2 separate regions of the Homo sapiens genome follow, and region 2 is linked to region 1. A link is an interaction called in ENCODE POLR2A ChIA-PET data of the cell type or tissue named here. Cell type or tissue: PC-9. All regions are shown on one strand. Each heading gives the region's core, and the rest is flanking DNA. Links, peaks and the distances in the headings are about the cores only. Region 1 overlaps PRKAG2 (protein kinase AMP-activated non-catalytic subunit gamma 2). Region 2 overlaps RHEB (Ras homolog, mTORC1 binding).

Region 1 (5,380 bases), core at 170-5,169:
CTGAGACCATGCCACTGTACTCCAGCCTGGGTGACAGAGTGAGACTCCATCTCAAAAAAAATAAAAAATACTTAAGGAGTCCTCTGCACTGAAGGAAAGATTCTAGACCTGCACAGAACCGTAGGAGGGAACAAAGAGCACAGGAGAGGGCAGAGATGTAGGTGAACATAAATCAATACTGCATAAAGCCAGAGTAATGATATCCTGTGGGATTCATAACTTATATAGAAGCAAAATATATAACAATAGCACATAGGGTAGGAGACGGTTTAACTTTTGTATACATTTTTTGCATTGTTTGGGACTTGGTAAAATTATTATTAAAAGATGGAAAGTAGTAAGTCAAAGATGCTATGTAATCTGTAAGACAGCCTCTGAAAGATCAACAAAAGAATGTATAACTAAGTTCACATGTTCTCATCCATTTGTGGGAGCTAAAAATGAAAACAACTGAACTCATGGAAATAGAGAGTAGAATGATGGTTACCAGAGGCTGGGAAGGGAGGGTAGTGGGGGTGGGTGCGGGGAGGAAGTAGGGGCAGTTCATGGATAAAAAAATGTAGTTAGATAGAATGAATACGGTCTAGTATTTGATGGCACAGCAGGGTGACTACAGTCAACAATAATTTATTGTACATTTAAAAATAACCAATAATTGGGATGTATGTAATGTAAAGAAATCATAAATGCTTGAGGTTATGGACACCCCATTTATCCTGATGTGATTATACAATGTATGCCTGTATCAAAATATTTCATGCACCCTATAAGTATATACACATACTATGTACCCATAAAAATGAAAAAAGAATGTATAACTAAAAAGCTAGCAGAGGAGAAAAATGGGTTAAACATAGTTTGTTAAATCGAGTGAAGAAGGAATAAAAGAACAAATCAATAGAAAAAGTGAAAAACGCATAGCAAAATGGTAGACAAACCTAACTATAGCAGTAACTGCATGAAATGAAAATGGACTAAACGGTAATTAAATGCTATTCTAGGCATTTATTGCATGGTTTAATTGCAATTGTCAATACAGAAAGTAAACGAACCTTGTCTATGACCTAAGTCCTAGGATCCTATCAAGGACTGCCTTTCTCTAATAAGGGCCAATGAGTCCAATGGATCTAAACCATAGATGAGACCACGTGAGAGCCAAACAAGAGGGCTTCCTTCAGTGGACACATTTCTAGAAGCTTCTGGCAGAGACTATTGTATCCAGCTTCAAGACATAAATGACTGAGCACAGTGGACATCTACACACAAAAATCTCTGGTCAAATAGTGTAATAATTTAAAAAAACCCAAGAATAAATATTGCTATTAGCTTAGTTTGTGAATATTTTGATATTTTGATATTTAATGTTTACACCTTGTACAAATGATCACATATAGATCCAACAGATTTAATGGACATTTTTACACTACAGTGAGCCTCATCACACCTCAGGCTTAAAAGAATGATACCAACAAAAGCAGGGGTTTAAGTTTAACACTCAAATATGATGATTATTACTTCAGACTCAGAAAAAAACATCCTGCTTCCCCATAATAAATTCTCAGACTAATCTGCTACAAAAGCGTTCAGCCCCCAAAATGCTGCAGATACTGTTTACGGTGAGGCCACTGTGAACAACACAAACAGGAAATAACTGCCTAACACCAATTCTTAAGGTGGCAAATACATGTATGGGAAAGTATACGGGGTAATAATACAGACGTTAGAAACTGATCACGCGTGCTGAATCAAGTTAATTCTGAGATGAAAGACACTGATGCTGCGTGGTCAATGGCAGGGAGGGATGGAGGGAGGAATTAATTAATTTCAGACAGTATCGGTCCAACAGAGGGATCGATGTATGTATGTACGTATGAATGACAGGGTCTCGCTCTGTTGCCCAGGCTGGAGTGCAGTGGCAGGAACATGGCTCACTGCAGTCTCAACCTCCTGGGTTCAAGTGATTCTCCCACCTCAGCCTCCTGAGTAGCTGGGACCACAGGTGCACACCACCACAGCTAGCTTTTTATTTTGTTATTTTTTGTAGAGACAGGGTCCGGTTATGTTGCCCATGCTGGTTTGAACTCCTGAACTCAAGTGATCCTCCTGCCTCTGCCTCCCAAAGTGCTGGGATTCCAGGGGTAAGCCACCTCCCCCAGCCCAATGGCAAGGTTTATAGAGAGAAAAGCCCCAGTGAAGCAGCAGTTCAATGGCAAAGAGAACGTTAAGAATTTAACGTGCAAAGTGGTATCTCTTCTGCAACAGAAGATAAAACAACCAAGGCTCACGGAAGCACGTGGAGTGAATTAAGAGGCCATCCCACTTCTTGTCAACGAGCTAAGGTGCTACACCTACTGGACTTCAACTTCTCGTTTTCCACATAAAATGTGTATCTCTACAGAACAGGGACACTGCTTCATTTCTCAAACTGAAATCATAAGCACAGCAGCTCACTTCGTTTTTCTGATGGCCTCAAGCACCAAGGCTTTCTCGCGGGCTCCTTGGCCCGTGCCAGCTGTGTGGTGGCTGCTCAGTCACTTAACCCTCTGTGAGCCTCAACATGCTGTTATAAAATGGGGCTAATGGATATTTCCTCACAGGTGTAGGGTGTGGATTGAATAGGCTAGTATTTGAAGATGTTCAGTATGGTGCTCAGCACTAACAGCCAAGAAGAACAAATGCTTAAAATTTCCAGTCTATACTGACCAAACCAGAAGCCAACAGAAATTTCTTCTTTTTTTCACTTTGGAGACAGGGTCTTACTCTGTTGCCCAGGCTCAAGTATAGTGGTATGATCACGGCTCACTGCAGCCTCAACCTCGTAGGCTCAAGTGATCCTTATGCCTCAGCCTCCTGAGTAGCTGGGATCACAGGCATATGCCACCATGCTCAGCTAATTTTTAAATCTTTTTGTAGAGATGGGGTTTTGCCATGTTGCCCGGGCTGGTCTCAAACTCTAGGCCTCAAGTGATCCTCCTGCTTCAGCCTCCCAAAGTGCTGGGATGAAAGATTTATTCTTTTAATTTCATCCACATACACTGTTGACCTGTCCGCAGGTCACTGAGGAAGTCTCAATTCCATCCTTCAGAGATCTCATATAATATTCCAAACGGACATGATACTCGTACAATGCATTAAAGAGCAGTGTCCTGGGTGAGCTCGGGAGGGGCCTGACGCTTCTGTGGTTTTGCCGACCTTCTTTGCAATAACGAGGCCTTCTAAAACTTGGCTTTCTTAAGAACACGTGCATGGAGCTGTTTATAAAGCAATTTAAAATCATACTTGGAAAATTCTCCATAATTATAGACGGCACAGGGTGTTCCAATTAACCAATAAACAGGATACAAAGAGGACTAACACAATCTAGTTCTAATTTGCAGGAAGAAACCGCTCAGGGATCTTGAGTACCTTTGAAAATTTCTTTCCTTTTAACTGATACGCAATTTGCTCAAACTATGATTAATTTTAAAGTTTACATTTTAATAGGATTTTCAACACATTTCAAAGCAAATGTGATAATTAGATAAGAAAAGATGGGAAATAAAATGTTCATAGGTAAGTTTTTAGAATAGTGAGCAGGCCCGAGCTGCTCTAAGAGACTCTGGCAGTCTATACCAAGGAGAACATCTGTGTTCCCCAGAATGGGAAGCTGGTTCCTCTGATGCCTCACTGCTTTCTACACAGCTTCACTCTGATTTTCAGTAATTAAGTTGACTGTGAAGCTTTTAAAATTAACGCTGATATCTACTGCGTCAAGAAGGGTCCAGCTTCTGAAATACGGTCGTCGAGACTCTTCTCCGTCCAGGCCCAGGCCTCCCTTGCCAGCTGCATGACTCCCTCCTCCCTGAACTCATCTTCCATGCCCCTCCAAGCCCCAGTACTCCTTCGACTTCAGAAGAACAGTTGCCCACCATTGCCATGGAAGGACTGTTTTCTGGAGGAAATGCACTGCTCCAGAAATAAAACAGACATAGGAACATGGGGCCTCCAATGAAAAAGATGGCTGGCTTACTGCTCTTCAGTGAAGCCCACCAAGCAAGAAGCCCACCTGTGAACTTGGTATGTCCATGCCAACTGTTAGCAGTCACTCTTAATTATGAATGAATGGGCAGCCATCTGACAGGGCCTTGAACGCTGAAGTCACACAAGTCCCAGTTTTACACAGATCTCACTAGAAGGGTTAGGAAAAAAAAAATCTTCCAAAAAGTGGAATGAAAAGAAAAATTGAAAAAACAATGGGAAAAGAATATTAAAGATCAACTCGGGGGTCTCAGAGCTGCTCACTGAAGTTCCGGAGAAAAGCAAGCACTGGGAAGAAAATGATTGAGGAAAGAATGCAAGGAAGGCTAGGCACAGTGGCTTCGGGAGGCCGCAGCGCTGAGGATCGCTTGAGCCTCGGGGTTCAAGACCCAGCTGGGCAACATAGCAAAACCCTGCCTCTACAAAAAATAAAATAATTAACTGAATGTGGTGGTGCACGCCTGTAGTCTCAGCTACTTGGAAGGCTGTGGCAGGAGGATCGCTTGAGCCCAGGAACTGGGGGCTGCAGTGGGCTGTGACTGCACTACCATACTCCAGCCTGGGTAACACAGTGAAACCCTATCTCTAAAATAAATAAATAAATAAAAATTCTAAAAAAGAAACAACGCAAGGACCAGAGAACTGGATACTAGGAGTGTCAGGTTCTAGCGGGACGTCACCTGCCCGGCACCATGAACTGACCACAAGACACATGATGATGGAATTTTAGGGTACCAGGTAGAAAGCGAGAGCCACAAAAGCTTCAGAGGGGAAAAATAAAATCATATATAAAGGCTGGGGATTTTAAAAAAGCATCAAATTTCTCTCGATCAGCACTGGTAGCTAGAAGAAATGGAATGATATTAGTACCTTCACAATTCTTAATAAAAATGATTTCTGTTATAGAATTCTAGACATAGCAGTCTACAGGTTGAACGTAAGTGATATATAAAATTTCAAGTAATACATTCCCACGCATCTTTTCTTGGGAGGTTTTATGGACTCAGTGTGTTTGGTTCAACGGCTCAACAGGTTGTTTCTGTGGAATATGACAAGAGTAAGGCACAGGAGCAAGAGACTATGTCTTTATTGTCAGTTTTTTTGGTACCACTTGACAGAAATTGTTAATATGTGCTTTGAAAAACTCTCAGCCACTAGTCTGCTCTGCTCCAGCACATTCCCGAGCACGAGCCCATGTGTGGCAGGGCTTGCCATTCTCCCTCCCTGTTCTCAGCCCGTTTTCATCTTTTTAGAATATTCACATGCTCTCATCTCTTCTGTCCTTGATGCCATATCAAGTGATCCTATGTATAAATTTTGCCTACTGAGGAATCTTTCTGCGTTTCGATTATTATCAGCTATC
Region 2 (5,380 bases), core at 325-5,324, 84 kb before region 1:
GCAAACAAGAAAGGTGTTATGAACCTTCTATCTCAGTTATACATACATTTATTACTGGGTCACAATGTAAAATGTGTTTCTTACTAAGGTGGCTACAGACGAAAAGGTTAGAAATATACTAAACCATGACCTTGAATCTCCAATCTCCACCAGGTTTCTTTCTTCCCTATACAGTATAAGCCCCAAGACAAATCTTCCACTACTCTTTTGTAAGAAGTCTCCAATTTCCCTTCTGTAGGGCCCTTCAACAAACCTCTATGACTTTTGTTTTTTTGTTTTGTTTTGTTTTTTTGAGACAGAGTCTTGCTCTGTTGCCCAGGCTGGAGTGCAGTGATGCAATTTTGGCTCATTGTAAGCTCCGCCTCCCAGGTTCACACCATTCTCCTGCCTCAGCCTCCCAAGTAGCTGGGACTACAGGCACCGACCACCACACTCGGCTATTTTTTTTTTTTTTTTTGTATTTTTAGTAGAGATGGGGTTTCACTGTGTTAGCCAGGATGGTCTCGATCCCTGGTCTTGTGATCTGCCTGCCTCAGCCTCCCAAAGTGCTGGGATTACAGGTATGAGCCGCCGCACCCAGCCACAAACCTCTATGATCTTAATCTAATCAACTGCCTTTGTGAGCCTATTGAGCTCAGCTACAGAAAATTCCACAACCATGTGGGCTGGTGACCCTTAGCAAGCTAAGGTCTATCCCTCCATGTCCCATTGCTTTAGAATACTGAGTGGCTTCTTCCTTGCCTCCAACAGTAGTAATTCTTTCTCAAAGTGTGGGCCCAGCAGCTTAGTACTACAGGGTAACCTGTAACAAATGTAATTTATTGAGTCCCACTCAAATCTACTGGATGCGCAATTCCAGAATGGAAGTATGAACAAGCCCCCTAGGTGATTCAGCTGCACAGTTCAATGTTTAGGAACCACTGCCCTCAGGCAGCAAGTTCAACTATTATCACCTATCGCCTCCAGAGTGTTCCCTAATCCTCCAGCTCCTACCAGCAACTCAGTTCATAATCACTTAAAGGACACCTACTATGGGCCAGGCACTGAGGATATGGCCATGATTAAGACATGCTATGACTTCTGAGCTATGAGGACGGCACTCGCAATGTCCCGATCGCCGCTATCCTCTATTCACCCAGTGTCCCAGCCTTGGTGCACATGCATCAAACACAGTGACTGGAGCTCCTGAGCTGGGCATGTAGCCCTGTCTGCCTTACACGGTCTGACGTTTTCACCGGAGGAAGAGTTAGCCACCCTCCCCTTCCACAAAAGCTGTTCTATCCCCTTGTTCTCTAGATCCCACACTCCCTCCTGGTCTCCTCTGAACCTTCCTCCTCCTGAATTAGTTATAAACACATTTTTAGTTAACTTCATTCCATGTGGCTTGTTATAATGGTATCTCTGAAATATTTAAATATACTTAAAAATCCAACGGGGCATATTGATTAGGCTCCCCTTTGCTCTCAGTGTTACAGGGAACTCTTGCTGGATGCTGCAGTAGTTGGGTGCCACACACTTGACCATGAAGATGAATGCACCTTACAGAAAATGATCTCAGCCACTTACAGCTCCATTTTACTCACCTAAATTAAATGTGCCCATGGGGATGCACCTGTGCGCCCTGCAGAACTATAACACCACTCACAACAGGTGCGTAGGTCCTGGCTTGAGGAACCTTCAAGGAAAAGGTCAGGTAAATAGAGTTTAAAGTACTGGAGGCAATTAAGGAAGAGGAAGAGAAGCAGCTCTCTAACTTTAGGGGAAACATCAATGAAAGAAATCAAACATCAATGCAACCTGCAGAATAGAACTCAATGAGTACCACTGAATTGAAAGGATACAGTAGCTGTAATCCTAGCAATTTTGGAGACTGGGCTGAGGCTGGCAGATTTCTTGGGCCTAGGAATTCAAGACCAGCCCGGGCAACACAGTGAGACCCCCCCAGTCTCTATAAAAAAAATACAAAAAAAAATTAGCAGGGTGTGGTAGTGCACGCCCATGCTCCCAGGTACTTGGGAGGCTGAGATGGGAGGACCACTTGAGCCCGGGAGGTCAAAGCTGCACTCCAGCCTGGGTGACAGAGTGAGACCCTCTCTTAAAAAGATACCACTGAAAAGCTACTGGGCAGAGGCAAGAGGCAAGAGGCAAGCTGTGACTTCTGGATGTCTACCTCCCTACTGACTAAATGATGACATTCCCGCAGAACAGCTATTAGGTTTCTTCCCTCCAGCTCGGTTACACATTTACTTAAACCTCTACCTAGTTTCATCAGTTACAGACAGAATCCCTTTTGTAGAATAAGATTAACTCTCCAGTCGTCCTTTCTCCCAGCTCTACCTCCTAACAGCTGTATTTTTACAGTTCCAAGCATGGCAACATTCCATTCCATTCTGAATCCCAAGTTTTCAAAGATCTGACTATGGATTAATTCATTCATTTACTCAAGTATCTATCTGTTAAACAGCTATTAAGTGCGAGGCACAATTCTAAGCCTGGGAATACATTGATGAATAGACACAAACCCCTTCCTCAGTATATAAATTCTAATGGGGAGAAACACATTAAAAATAAACACAATAGGCCAGACACAGTGGCTTAGGCTTGTAATCCTAGCACTTTGGGAGGCCAAGGCGGGTGGACTGACTGAGCTCAGGAGCTTGAGACCAGCTGGTGAAACCCAGTCTCTACTAAAAATACAAAAAAATAGCTGGGCGTGGTGGCACGAGCCTGTAATCCCAATTACTGGGGAGGCTGAGGCACAAGAATCACTTGAACCTGGGAGGCAGAGGTTGCAGTGAGCCAAGATCGTGCCACTGCACTCCAGCCTGGGATACAAGAGTGAAACTCTATAAAAAACGAAAAGAAAGGACAGGAAAGGAAAGGGCAGGACAGGACAGGAAAGGAAGAAACAGGAGAGTGGGTAAAGGTTTAGGATTTAAACTCATGACTGTGGTGTGAATCCTAGCTGTGTCTTGAAGTTAAGCGCTCTGGGCCTCAAAATCTCTCTGCATCATAATGATTAAATGAAATCACAGATATAAAGCACAGTACCTGGCACCCATCACATACATATTCAGTAAACAGTTATTCAATTCTGTACCACAATCCCATATTCAATCAAGCCTTTCCCAAATTATGATCAACACCTTGAATCCACAAACACCAACTGAAGTCCTACTCCACGTGTAATTGTGGAAGAGTTAGTATAAAATACCTGATTGAAACCTACAAGGAACCTGTAGTCTCAACAGGGAGAAAGGTACTACTAATTGAGAAAAGTCAAATATCACCCTCCTCCACTTTGGAAGTGTCTTTTTTTCGGAGACAGGGTCTCCCTCGGTTGCCCAGGCTGGAGTGCAGTAGAGCAATCAGAGCTCACTGCAGCCTCCAACTCCTGGGCTGAAGGGATCCTCTTGTCTCAGCCTCCCAAGTAGCTGGGACTACAGGGTGTCCCCACCACACCCAGTGAGTTTTTTTTGTAGAGACAGGGTCCACCATGCTGCCCATGCTGGTCTCAAACACCTGGGCTCAAGCGGTCCGCCCATTCTGTCCTCCCAAAGTGCTGAGATTATGGGTGTGAACCCACTGTGCCTGGCCTGAAAATGTCTTTAAAAAAACATGCTGAAGATTTACTTTCAAAAGCCACTAAGGGTTTTCCAGTCAGAAGAGTGACATGAGAAGATGAAACATTAGGAAGATGAGAATGTGACTCTGAAAAATGGACTAGAAATAAAAACTGGACTTTTTTTAGTCCACTTCAACATAGGTACTTATTACAAACCAACAAAAAAAAGGAAAAAATTAATCTCTAAGAAAAAAATAAGAAAACCTTAAGAAGAAACAAAGTATGTACCTGGTTTCAAGACTTACTAGGAGTCTAAAGTAATTAAGACAGTGTGGTACTGGCATAAGGACAGACACAGATTAATGGAAGAAAATGCACACTCCCAAAATAGATCTATACACATGTATCATCAATTGATTTTCAACAAAGAACGGTCTTTTTCAACAAATGGTGCTGAAACAACTGGATGTCAATATCAGAAAAAATAAAAGAGAGGCTGCGGCAGTAGCTCATGGCTGTAATCTCCACACTTTGGAGCCAAGGTGCGAAGATCGCTTGAGGTCAGGAGTTTGAGACAAGCCTGGGGAACACAGGAAGACCAGTCTCTACAAAAAATTTTTAAAATAAAAACAGAAGAGAGAGAAGCTTGGTTTGTATCCTATAAAAATGTATAGGATCCAAAATAGATCATATTGCTTGAGCCCAGGATTTAAGACCTGCCTGGGTCACATAACGAAATCTCATCTCTATAGAAAATCAAAAAATGAGCCAGGTGTGGTGGTGTGCTCTTGTGGTACCAGCTACTGGGGAGGATGAGGTGGAAGGATCATTTGAGCCTGGGAGGTTGAGGCTGCAGCAAGCTGTGATTCTGCCACTGCATACCAGCCTGGGTGACGGAACAAGACGCTGTCTCCAAAATCAAAAAAATCATAGACCTAAATGTAAAAACTATCAAACTTCTAGAAGAAGCATTGGAAAAAAATCTTTGCAACCTGGAGTTGGGTGAAGATTCTGAGGTATAAAATCCAAAGTACAATCCATAAAAGAAAAAAATAACATCTTGGACTTCATCAAAATTAAAAACTGTACTAAGAGCCTTGTTAAGGGAATGAAAAGACAGGCCACAGACTGGGAGAAAATATGTGCAAAGGACCCATATCCAGAATATGTTTCACTCTCATAACTCAACAACAAGAAACAATCCAATTAAGAAAGTGAGCAAAAGATCTGAACACTTTAACAAAGAAAATATTCAAATGGCAAAGCACATTAAAGATGCTTTTAACATCATTATCCATTAGGGAAATGTAAATTAAAAATTACAATGAGATGCTACACACCTAATTAAAATGGCTAAAATAAAAAATATTGGCCATCCCAGTGCTTGCTAGGACGTGGAGCAACCTATACACTCACCCATTGCCTGTGGGAATGCAAAATGGTGCAGTCAATTTGGCAAGTTCAGCAGCTTCTGAAAAGCTTAACCTACACTTACCATATGACCCAGCAATCTCATTCCTAAGTATTTATGGAAGACAAACGAAAATTTATGGTCAACACAAAAACCTGTATTTGCATGTTTATACTGGTTTTACTCATAATTGCCCCAAAGTGGAAACAAACCAAATGTCCTAAATTATGTTAAACCCATCCCGCAGCCTTGTGCTCCGCCCCTGGCGGAGGAAGTGACATCACGGGCCCCATGTGAGCGCACTGCAACACATGCAGTTGCCTGGTCAGAAAGAGCCGGTGTCCTACCAGCCGCTGCTGCCCAGAACTGGGCCCTTAGGGAAGAGGAGGCAAGAAGATGGTGGA

Evidence for each region. Peaks named below come from ENCODE experiments on the same cell type or tissue, not always from the same donor. Only the 100,000 strongest peaks of a DNase experiment are listed, where the experiment ranks them.
Region 2: POLR2A ChIA-PET joins it to region 1 with 6 read pairs; 2 of 35 experiments call an interaction of 5 or more read pairs at or near these places.

The regions. Positions count from the first base shown.
Region 1 is chr7:151,580,294-151,585,673 of GRCh38, forward strand. The region is part of intron 6 of PRKAG2 (protein kinase AMP-activated non-catalytic subunit gamma 2); the gene reads right to left. Among named protein-coding and RNA genes, the nearest start is that of RHEB, 63 kb to the left of the region's middle. In PC-9, for the core only: no CTCF peak of the experiment used is centred there; no DNase peak of the experiment used is centred there.
Region 2 is chr7:151,496,506-151,501,885 of GRCh38, forward strand. All of the region lies in intron 1 of RHEB (Ras homolog, mTORC1 binding), which reads right to left. It also overlaps the pseudogene ETF1P2. Among named protein-coding and RNA genes, the nearest start is that of RHEB, 21 kb to the right of the region's middle. In PC-9, for the core only: no CTCF peak of the experiment used is centred there; no DNase peak of the experiment used is centred there; H3K27ac peaks cover 671 bases.